Regions from separate parts of the Mus musculus genome. Here region 1 is linked to region 2. A link is a contact called in ENCODE Hi-C or POLR2A ChIA-PET data. All regions are on one chromosome and are shown on one strand. Each heading gives the region's core, a stretch centred on a gene start or an enhancer-like site at or near the end of the contact. The rest is flanking DNA. Distances are from core to core; before and after follow the strand shown. Region 1 holds the start of Brpf3 (bromodomain and PHD finger containing, 3). Region 2 overlaps Pnpla1 (patatin-like phospholipase domain containing 1).

Region 1 (5,492 bases), core at 2,382-4,881, 74 kb after region 2:
CTGTGCTTTCTTGATTCCTAACCCATGGTGTCTCTCTCCTTTTACCCTTCTCTCTCTCTCCCAAGGGAAAAACAGATAAAAACTGATATAAATAAGTTTAAGGATACATGGCCAGGCCTTTGACAAAGACAAGAATAGTTAGGTTTCTTGTGGGTCTGAGGCCAATATACTACACCCAAAACTTGAAGAGTTAGAGAAACACTTTGCACTTGACTTTCGGGTGGGTGCTGGGGATCCAGCTCAGTATTTCAGGCTTGCACAGTAAGCCCTTCACTCACTGGGCCAGTTCCCCATCCCTGAAGATCTCTGTCCTCAAGGAGTCTTATCTCACTAAGAGAGCAGAAATGCACACAGATCTTTAGGATATGACACGAGATAAGGTCTAGTATTATAATGAGCCATGCAGTGAATCAAACAGGTTAATTATGGGAAAGATAATGCGTAAGGTTTCAGAAGACAGATACTAGGTCAGAATGATTGAGGTCAAAGCCAGCAACAAAACAAGACCATGCTGTTTGTTTGTTTCTTTGAGACCCTTTGAGACATAGTCTCTCTACATAGTCCTGGCTGTCCTAGAACTCAGGATGTAGGCTGTGCCTGGCTAACATCATAGTTCTTTTCTTTGTTTTTCTTTTGTTTTTGTTTTTTTTAAAAAAAGGGGGAGGCAAAGACAATATTGGTGACAATTAAGAATATCATCCACTTTCAAGCTTGATAAACAATGAATGAGTTCCATCAGAGGACCAGATCATCACCAGTGTAGTGTTGGCTTTAACGGTGCACGCCTTTAATCCTAGCACTTGGGAGGTGGAAACAGGTAGGTGTGCTTACTTCAGTGAGTGAATTCCAGGCCAGGCAGGGATACAGAGTGAGAACCTGTTATCTAAATAAATAAATAAATAAATAAATAAACAAAATCACAGATCTAAAACATCTCCAGAGACATCTCATGGCTAGAAGCCCTATCTCTTGGCCCTGTCCAAAGTAAAGACATCTGAAATGCTTCAGACTATAAATAATATAATATGCTAGGTACTTCCGGCAGAAGGCAGTACTTAAGATAACTGCAATACTACTTGGGGCATTTCCAACCACAAACCTTGCAAGCTGGGAATGCCTCTAAGAAATCTTTTAAATTTTAAGTAGTCTGTCTAAGGTCTTCATTGAACTCAAGGACAAGTTGATTGGGGGGTTATCTGAGGCGAATTCTCCACCTACAATTACCACAGAAATCTCTCTCCCTTGATACTTGTATCTAATCTACCCAGGGTGCTTCCCCCAGCATTCTCTGCCCCTAAGGAGCAGCTGCAGGCAGTTACCAAGGCCATCCTCACCAGGAAGACCTAAGATAGGATGGCTATACTCAGCATACTTTAACAAACTACAATGGCCTTTTCTTTTTAATCTTTCTCACAACTACCTCAAGAGACTGTGCAGACATCATCTCCATTTCAGCCACGAGAAAACAGAAGCTCAGAAAAATGTGTGAATCCAGATCTCCTAGCAAGCTGAGAGGCTACAAACACCAAGAGTCTCGGAGAGCTCTAGAGAGAGGATGTTCTGCACCAACCTAGGTTCTAATCCTGCTCCTGTGTAACCTGGACAAAGCTTTGAATTTCTCTGCCTCCACAGTGCATCAATAAAACAGTGTGGGGTGGGGTGTACTAGCACACTTTCCAGCCCAGTACTCTGGAGGCAGAGGCGCTATTCTTAAGTACTGCCTTCTCTGTGGAATTTGAGGCCAAGCAGATCTATATAGTATTTCAGACTAGCAACGCACATAGCGAGACCCTCTAAAAATGTAAAATGTTCATAGGAGAGATGGCTCAGCACAGTTGAGAGCACTGGCTGTTCTTCCAGAGGACCCAGGTTCAATTCCTAGGCAAAACACCAATACACATATTGTTTAATAATAATAATTATATATATATATGCATGCTGGAAAAATAACAGCATTTAAGAGGATGCCTAGCACCCACACTGTGGATCACAACTCCAGTAACTCCAGTTCCAGGGTATTGGAAGCCCTCTTCTGAATTCTTGGGGAACCCGGCATATATCAGGCAACATGCCCAGGCACATAAAATTTAAAAAAAATAAAAATGTAATAAAAGCAAGGGCAGAAATATCTACTTCTTAAGGATGATCAATAAGTCACCATTGACAACCACAGTGTAAAGGCCTCTCAGTCCCAAGGTGTGACTTAAGTTAACCTGGCTGTGGAGCAACCTGAGGCAGGCATACACCACCATTTGGAGCTAAAGGACCTTTACCGCACTTCTGTTCAACCCGAAGCCCTGAGGGCACGAGATCCCGTACCAACCTCAAGGTCTCAAAAGTAGTCCCAGCCAACAGATTCCATTCCCCAATTCTCCAAAGGCAAGCAGCCTCTGGAGAGGAAACACACACTTCAGTATCGATTTTGAAGAATCTACAAGAACCCCATCCTGTAGTCTCAGAAGTCGTCTCCATCCCCATTCGGGGCTCCCGCGATGCGATCACAGGGGGCAAACCCATGGGACCCAGCTGGGCTACTGCCAGGGGAAACCAAGAGTTTCGCCTACAAGGAGCTAACAACTAGACCAGGGTTGGTATTTTTTTTTTGGCGGGAGTTTCCTCACGTACACAACTCTTCCCATACACACACTGCCGAGTACCCCCAACAGCCCCCTTCAGAGACGTTCTTAGCGACCCGGGATCCCCAACTCGACCACCTCACCCTGGCCCCCGAATGAGGAGTTTCAACAATTGGACGGAACCCGCCCTGCACGCCACACAAGGGACTCATGAGACCAGGTAAGACTCCAGACAAGGTCTCTGTCCCTTTAAAGGGACTCCTCTTCCAGTGGAATCTTCACGACACCCCCCGAAGGAGAAAAAAGAGAAATATCTCCCCCTAAAAAAAACAACCCAGAGGGTAGGCGCACCACAGATAGACGCAGAGTCCGACCCTCACAGAGAAAGCGAGCGCCAGCGAACGGCGGAGGGGTGGGGAGGGGGGGGGAGGACGCGGAGATGCAAGCACTTATTGGCCGCCCAACCTGCCCGTCAAGGGGGAACCCGTGCGCCGAGGGCGGCCCCTGAAGGCGGGACTCTGGTCTAGCCAGGCCAATAGGGGAGCACGGGGAGGGCGGGGCTTAGCCGTTTGGCTGCCAGGACCGGGGAGAAACAAGATGGCGGGTGCGGGAGGGGGTCCTCGCTTTGCAGCTCCCTTCCGCGCGCTTTTCCCGGCCTCGTCGCCGCCCTCGCTCCGGGGGAGAGGTCGCGCGTCACCCCCACGCCCCATCGGGACACCCCTGTGCGCCCCGGCCGCCCCCTCGCGCGCAGCGCTCGCTCCCCGCCGGCCCCCGCCGCCCCCGCTCGCTCCGGCCCCGCCGCCGCCGCCCCCATTTTACCTCAGCCGCCGGCCGGGCCCCTAGCTTCGGGGGCCCCCTGAGCGCGAGCGCGGCCGGCCGGGTGAGCGGCCGGGCGAGCGGGCCGGGCGAGCGAGCAGCTCCGTGCGCGGCCCGGCTGAGGGAGCGCGGCCTCCTCCCGCTCCGGCCCTCCGCTCCGTCTCCCCGGGCCCGGCCGCCTCTCCCGGGGGAGGAGGGGGAATGGAGCCACCGCCGCCACCACCGCTGCCGCCCGCCACGGAGCCCGGCCGAGGGGAGGGAGGGATCAGCCCCCAGGCAGGATCCGCCCCTCGGCCTCCCCCCGCCACCTCCACCCCTTCCCTCACTCCCTCCCCGGATCGAGCCGCCGCACGCGAAGCGGGAGCGCGAAAGCGCGGGGAGACCGGAGCGGATGCCCCCGCCCGAGCCCAGCCCGGCGCGGCGGCAGCGGCGGCGGGGAGACGGGCGGGGAGATGAGCGCGAAGCGGCAGCGCCACCTCCACGGGGCACCGTCCCCGGCACGGCCTCACGGTGGCGGTGCGGACGCGGCGGGGCCGCTTCACCCTGGGCCTGTCCCAGAGCTGATCTAGTCGGGGTTCCCACTCTGAATCCACGGAGCGGTGGCTCACCCCATCCCAGCCAGAGCGTGGGGCCACCCGCCGCCCCCGAGGTGGGAACGCCCATGCTCCCACCCACCCACAAAGCTCGCCCCAGGACGACCCCGGAGGGCCACACTGTGTGTGGCTTCCCAGAGTGCAGGTGGCTGCGAAGCCTCCAGAAAGTCGTCCCTCCCCAGGCCCCCGGGACAAAGGTCTAGCGATGTCCACCCATCCCCTCCCCCAGTGCGGACAGCCCGGGAAAGACCCGTGCCTGTGGTGTGTGTACAGGTGAGCCTCTCCTGGCACACAAGGCTGCCACGGACCAGACTTTTCCATCTGTGTGGAGTTTTTTTTTTTTTAAGTAAACATAAAAGTTTGACAGTCTGCTTAAGCGTGCCTCGTAATTCCGTTTGTCACTCTAGGCATGGGAAATACTTTTCCCCTTGAATTTGATTTGGCCAGGAGTCGGTTAATTTAATGCACTGAACGGCTTTCTCAAAGGCAGCCTGCCTGTCAAACAGCAACTCCCAGACTTTGAAGTGTACTCAAGCTGCCTTTTGTTCTAATAAAAGAAAAAATAAATAGAAGAAAAGGTCCCTTTGCCCCTCCACGAGCGCATGTACCTATAAATTTGAAAGCTTACCTCGTGACAGAGATCTTAAGCACCAATACTTAATGATGCTTATAAAGGATATATGGATAAACTGCTATCGAAGATGAAGATGAATGATATATTTTGAAAGCGTTTCCTCTACACGAACGGCTGGTGAGACTTTCAATTGCTCGATTGGCTCTGGTATCCAGGACCTGGGTACTACAGTTGAAAGAGTAGAGAATAAACATTTCTCACGGCCCAAACCTTGTGTTTTTATTTACATTGAAGTATAGGTGTTCAGCATCCTAAGAGTTGAGAATTTACCAGTTGAGTGAAGCATGGAAGTTGGGTTTCCTTACAGGAGTGTGTTCTTGATAGATGGTAATAACATACTGCAAAAATAACCAATTTTTAAGAAGGAAAGGGCGTGGCTTGTGGAGCCAAGCAATCGCCTCCGCCAGCACCCCCACCCCACAGTGTTTTGAAAGCTTTGAAGCAGAAATGCTGTGAATTAGTCAACTGTTGTTAAAGCTTGGGGGAATAATCACAGGAGGGAAGGTGTGGAAAGATTAATTGTGGAAGGGAAGGCCCTAGAGGAAGAAAATATTGCAATTACTTTTAGCTTTAAAAAAATTGAGGAACAAATAGGAATTTCACGTCTTGTTCTTTTACAATGAAATATAAACATTTACATAGGACTTGTGTCTCCTTATCTTTTATTCTTCGCGGTTGCTTCTGGGCATGACCTGATTTGCATGATTGGGAAGGACCTCTACCCTCTAAATTAGGCAAATAAAAACCCTGAGAAGATGTCGCAGCTTGTCCTTGCAGTGATTTAAGATCCATTGAGAGCACATGTCAGCCTCCTCTTGTCACCAGCCATTCCTGGTCACTTTATGAGACTGGGCTCAACAAAATTTTCTCCCC
Region 2 (5,520 bases), core at 1,849-4,348:
CCCATCGGCCCTGTCTCTCACCACCAGGTCCGGGGGAAACAGCGCATGTGTCATGCGGGTGATATTCTCCAGGGAGAACTGGAAGGAGAAGTTGAACATTCGGAAGTCATGGAAGATGGTGGGGCAGTCTCTCGGACAGATGTCCTGCTGGCTGCTGAAGGTGGAGATGGTGATGGAGTCTGTCCAGAAGGAACAGGGCTGCATGCTTGTGAAGCCACCGTCGATGTATCTCTGCAGGGAAGAGAAGAGAGACGCTCAGCCAGAGAAGACACAGGGGAGCTGGGGCCATGGAAGAGACACCTTTTGCAACCAGCCTTGAGGCTGAGGTCCCCAAGATAAATGGTGGTTGGTGTGGGCATGGCCACTTGCTGCATCTCTAAGGGCCTGGGGACTCCCAAGTCTAATGCTCTGGGCCCTGGACTCTTCTCCCTTAGAGAATCTTGCTGATAATGGTCTCTGTATGGGGTCCCTCCTTTGAATGACTCAAGAGACCAAGGTCCCTTCTACAACCTCACAGTACAGCCATCTCCAACCCCTTTCATTTGGAGTTGGGGGTGGGGTGGGGCTTCTATTGGGTTCCTTACTTATGAACAGAACAAGAGATGACCAGTACTCTTATCCCAGGAGTCCCATAAAATGTTACCTCCCCACTATTCAGACTGCAGCCAGGAGACCAGTCACAGGGTACCCTAAAGCCAGTCCGAGATGCAGAATCTTGGTCTGTCCAGATCTGTTTTTTTTTTTCCATTTTTTTATTAGGTATTTAGCTCATTTACATTTCCAATGCTATACCAAAAGTCCCCCATACCCACCCACCCCCATGTCCAGATCTGTTAAAGCCGAGTCCTCATTGTCTTAGGATGCCTCTGAGTCACCCATGGGCACATGAAAGCCTGTGACCACTGACCCAGATACCCCCAGGGGGTCTCCTCAGTCAGGCTCTCAGGGCCCTGTGTTCTGGGGTCTGTATTCTGCACGCTGACTTCTGGGAGAACCCGGCAACCTTGGGACTTTGACTTGCTGGGTTCAGTACAGGGTTGGTGAATCTAGAGAGGTCTTGGACCACCTAGAGAAAGCAGCCCTGAAAAAGCTAGGAATTCTGAGTAGTAAACGATCCTCACCTTAAGGTGCCCCAGTCACTCACCTCTCCCCGATACGTTGGGGGGATGAAGCCACAGTAAACAGGAACAAAGCAGCTGCAATACAGGGCCTGAGGAGAGACGGGGCTGAGATGCTAAGGCCCTGGGGTGGGTGCCAATGACCCTTGACCCCTACCAATTTTCCACTAATTTTAAAGGATGGGTACTGGCGTGGGAAACAGCCTGAAACTCACTTCCCATCCTGATGCCTAGTTGGGGCCTTAGTAATCTACCGGACCACCTAGTAGACTAATCTAGTCTCCTCTCGTAGAACTGCTCCTGGCAGAGCCATGGGCACGAAGGAAGGGAAGGGCCAGGCAGGCAAAAAAGGGAAGAAGGGAGGAAGCTGGGGAGTGGGCTGGACTGAGCTGCCCCTGTTCTCCCAGGCGGGGGCGCTCCAACCAGGGCCTTGCCTCGATGAGCTCTTCCTTGGATCGGTACTCGGAAACCACGACGTTCTCTCCGTCCGTGACTCGGGTGAGGCTCACATGCAGCTTCCCGGTGGCGAACTTGTAGGAGTCCTCCGGTAGCACATCGTACAAAAACTGTCGCATCATCTGTACCATCTTGCAGGACGGAGACAGAGGTCCCAGGAAGAACTTCTTCACCTCCGCCAGGCCCATATTCAGCACTCTGAGGTATTTCTCTGTGGAGGGAGCAGAGTGGCGGATGCACCCTCAGCAACTGCTCAGGAACATGGGGAGGCGCCCCCGGGGCTCAGTGATGTCAACCATTTCACCCAGCCGTTCACAGCGAGGAGGAGGCCTCAGACCCAGAAGCTGGGGGGGCCTCAGGAACAGAACAGAGCCAGGCCATAAAGGAGAATGTCCTAGATGCCCTACAGCTAGGAGACACTGGCACCAGCATGGGACCCAGGTGTCCTGCTTCTTGACCATGCGTGGCCACCCATCAGGAATTGTCAGCGACTAGAAAGATATTTTCTTCCTGCAAAACAGCTCTGGCAGCTTCTTGTCCCTGCACCTGAGGTCTGCCACCAAGCTGTCATTATGAGGGTCCTACACAAACACAGATGTGGTTGGAAATCTTTTACCAAGTGACAAGGGCACTTGCTTAGAGGCCACATACCCTTGGCAGACTGCACCCTCTCTACGTAGGCAAGGATGACCTGGAACTCCGATTCTACAGTCTCTTCCTCAATAGAGCCAGGGTTCCAGGCATGACCTATGCTTGGTTTATGCGGTGCCAAGGAGCGAGCACAGGGCTGCATGCATGCTGGGAAGAACTCTGTCCACTTAGCTTAACTATGATCTCAAAACCGGATTTTTTTTTTAAAGATTTACCTATTTATTTATTTATTATATGTAAGTACACTGTGGCTGTCTTCAGACACTCCAGAAGAGGGCGTCATATCTCGTTACGGATGGTTGTGAGCCACCATGTGGTTGCTGGGATTTGAACTCCAGACCTTCGGAAGAGCAGTCGGGTGCTCTTACCCACTGAGCCATCTCACCAGCCCTCAAAACCTGATTTTTACATTTTATTTTTATTCCTGTGTATGTACGTACACATGTGTGTGTGTGTGCCCACAGATGCTAGACAGGGTTGTAGGATCCCCTGGACCTGGAGCTATATGACATGGCCAGTGGGAGCTGAACTTAAGCCCTCTACAAGAGCAACAGATGCCCTTAATGACGAAGTCACCTCTCCAGTCCCACAAATACTGTTTTCTCTTGGTGCCAGCGATTGAACTAGGGGCTCTGCACATATTTGCATACGTTTGATGCTTGACCACTGAGCTACACAGCCAGCCCTTAAAGAACTATCTCATTTGGAAAAATTTGTTTAAAGTTAGCGTCATGCATATGTACCAGGGGCTTGTGTAGCCATGAGCTCTCTGCTGTGGGAGGCAGCAGAGCGGAGGTTGCATAAGCACCCCTGTCAGAGAGCTTATCCAGCAGCTCTGTGGGCGGGTGGGAAGGGCGGAGTCTTTCCAGCTTGGAGAGTCTGGCATTCATTCTAGTGCCTGGCGGCAGACACACAGAGAAGGCAACTGATTTGCCCAGAGTCACACACAGCAATTTAGAGACAAAAGGACAGCTTATTCCTATTGCATTTTATAGTTCGTGGATTATACGTTACTGGTCTAATCCTAGAGACTGCTAATGCTAGAGTGGCGTTGGACAGGTAGAGAAACTGAGGCAGGGAAAAGCGCCTTGCCTGAGGTCACACAGTCAGGCAATGTTGGTTTGCTGTTGTCTCGTTTTTTTTTCTGATGCCAAGCCACCCCTCACCCACACCCAGATCACAGTTGCCTTACACGATAGGGACCCCAGGCTTTGCTCCGAACATGGACTGCTCCTTCTCCTTCCTGGGAGTAGCAAGCCCGGCAGTGTCAGCCTTGCCATGTACAGACATGTGTACTCAGCACCTTCCCTCTAGGGAGGGAGGTGACCAGCTGGCAGGTTAGAAAACAACCTGGCAAGTGGCCACCAAGGTCACCCAGAAGACAGATTACCACGGAGGTATGCGCTTCTGGGAACTGGTTTCCTGTAACGGAGGCTGACCTCAGACTCACTATGTAGCCAAGAACAACCTTGAACTCTTAATCTCCCTTCTGCCAGTTTCCTAGTGCTGGGATGACAGATGTATGCCATCGGATGAACCATTTTAAAACCTTTGTTGCCGGGTGTAGTGGCACATGCCTTTAATCCCAGCACTCGGGAGGCAGAGGCAGGTGGATTTCTGAGTTCGAGGCCAGCCTGGTCTACAAAGTGAGTTCCAGGACAGCCAGGGCTATACAGAGAAACCCTGTCTCGAAAAAACGATATATATATAAATACTTAAACACACACACAAGAAGAACAACCCATGCTATATTCTCTACCTGTGCCGGACTATCCACTAGAAGTGGGCATGAGTGAAGTGGGCATGAGAGGTCAAAGGTCTGCACGAGTCAGGCTTCAAGTGCCTGCTTTAACTTCAGCTTTAGAACAGGATTCATTCCTAGTCAACAGGGAGGGGAGTGACAGGGATGAGGAGAATGGAAATAGCCCTGACATTTCCAGGATCCATGCAGCTGAAAATGGTTCAGTCTGGAAATCAGCTGTGTACCACACACACACACACACACACACACACACACACACACACACAAAACCAGAGGGAGGCAGGGAGGCAACTGGTTTCTCTCAGCCTGGGGGAGTTTGGCTTAAAATTCTTCCTTGATGCTTAAAGCAGGCACAAACCGAAAGGTCGTCTGTCTCTCTGCATCTTCTTGCTTCCCTCCTGGTTTGTGTGTGTGTCCAACCTCGAGGTCCCTGTGTGTCTGTCCCTGGGGTCCCTGTGTGTCTGTCCTTGTGGGTCCCTGTGTGTCTGTTCTTGGGGTCCCTCACTGTCTCTCCCTCCTCTCTCACTGTCTCTCCCTCCTCCCTCACTGTCTTTCCCTCCTCTCTCACTCTCCCCCAGCTTTTTTGGTAGTAAGGAGGGGAAATGGATAAGTAACCAGGTCTAACAAACTTCCTTTTGTGGAGTCAACCATTAGCAGTTCTGATGGCTCATGCTGGTCATCCCAGAGCACTGGAGATAGAGGCAGGAGGGTTGCTTCAAGTTCAAATTGAATCTGGTCACTGTTGAAGGCTATTTGATCACACCGTGAACCCTGAGATTCCTACTTCTAGTTGTGGTGTAGGCCCTTAGCACACACCTTTAATCCCTCTGGGTGCAATACAGACATAGCTTTAATCCGCACCTTTACTCCCAAACGATGAAGGTAAAGTGAGTTTGTAGAAGGAAGCAGCCATGTTTGAAAGTGATGTCTATTTGAGTGGTAGACAAAGTGACAAATCAGAGAAAGATTTGACAGAATAGTATATGCTTAACTCTCACGTGAACAGAAGGAAAGAGAGTCTGTTTAAGAAAGAGAACACAGAGAGAAAAAGAGAGGAAGCAGTTTTACCGGGAGAGTTTTACACAGATGATTGCAGAGAGAGAACAAGCTAGACACAGGTGGAGACAGGATGAGCCAGAGAAGGAGAAGGAGCCAGAAGATTAGAAGAGATTGCCAGAGTTAGTATGAGGCAGAGCAGAGCAATTCAGTCAGAAGCCAGATTGGATCAGTCAGCTTGGAGAAGAGTTTGAGCAAGAACAGCTGAGTTGAACCAGCCAGCCAGAGCTCAGAAAGAGCTAGAAATGGTGAGCTTATTCAGTGGCAAGTCTCAGAGGCTGAAAACATTCTAGGCCTAGATTAGTTTGTACAGAGGCTAGAAGCTTCCAGGACTAGGTAGGCCTGGGTTAGCAAATCGACGTAAGAAGACAATTACATCAGGTTAGCAAAAGTTACTTTACAGGTCTACATAGAGAGTTCTCCAGCCATGCTCACATGGAAGACCCCGTCTCAGAGAGAGAAGTGAGGGGGGAGGGA

Evidence for each region. Hi-C counts contacts between places; a loop is a spot of excess contacts on that map. ChIA-PET counts read pairs that join two places held with the same protein, here RNA polymerase II (POLR2A).
Region 1: a map of left cerebral cortex shows a loop between it and region 2 (3-fold over the local background). The contact joins the promoter of Brpf3 here to the enhancer-like site in region 2. A Hi-C loop is called at or near these places in 1 of 37 maps with a recorded cell type or tissue (left cerebral cortex). POLR2A ChIA-PET finds 5 or more read pairs at or near these places in 2 of 5 experiments (Patski and embryonic stem cell).

What each region holds. Positions count from the first base shown.
Region 1 is chr17:28,799,265-28,804,756 of GRCm38, reverse strand. Brpf3 (bromodomain and PHD finger containing, 3) reads right to left here and starts at 3,631. Exons shown (of 13, transcript NM_001081315.1): 1 at 3,396-3,631. It overlaps Gm35883 (a long non-coding RNA gene), which reads left to right. Exons shown (of 4, transcript XR_003952337.1): 3 at 659-817; 4 at 1,427-1,866.
Region 2 is chr17:28,873,077-28,878,596 of GRCm38, reverse strand. It overlaps Pnpla1 (patatin-like phospholipase domain containing 1), which reads right to left. Exons shown (of 10, transcript NM_001034885.3): 2 at 1,553-1,785; 3 at 1,145-1,210; 4 at 22-231. Among named protein-coding and RNA genes, the nearest start is that of Pnpla1, 17 kb to the right of the region's middle. Within about 2 kb of position 3,098, at least 1 of the 3 ENCODE cell types and tissues checked has a DNase peak (open chromatin) inside an H3K27ac peak, as active enhancers do.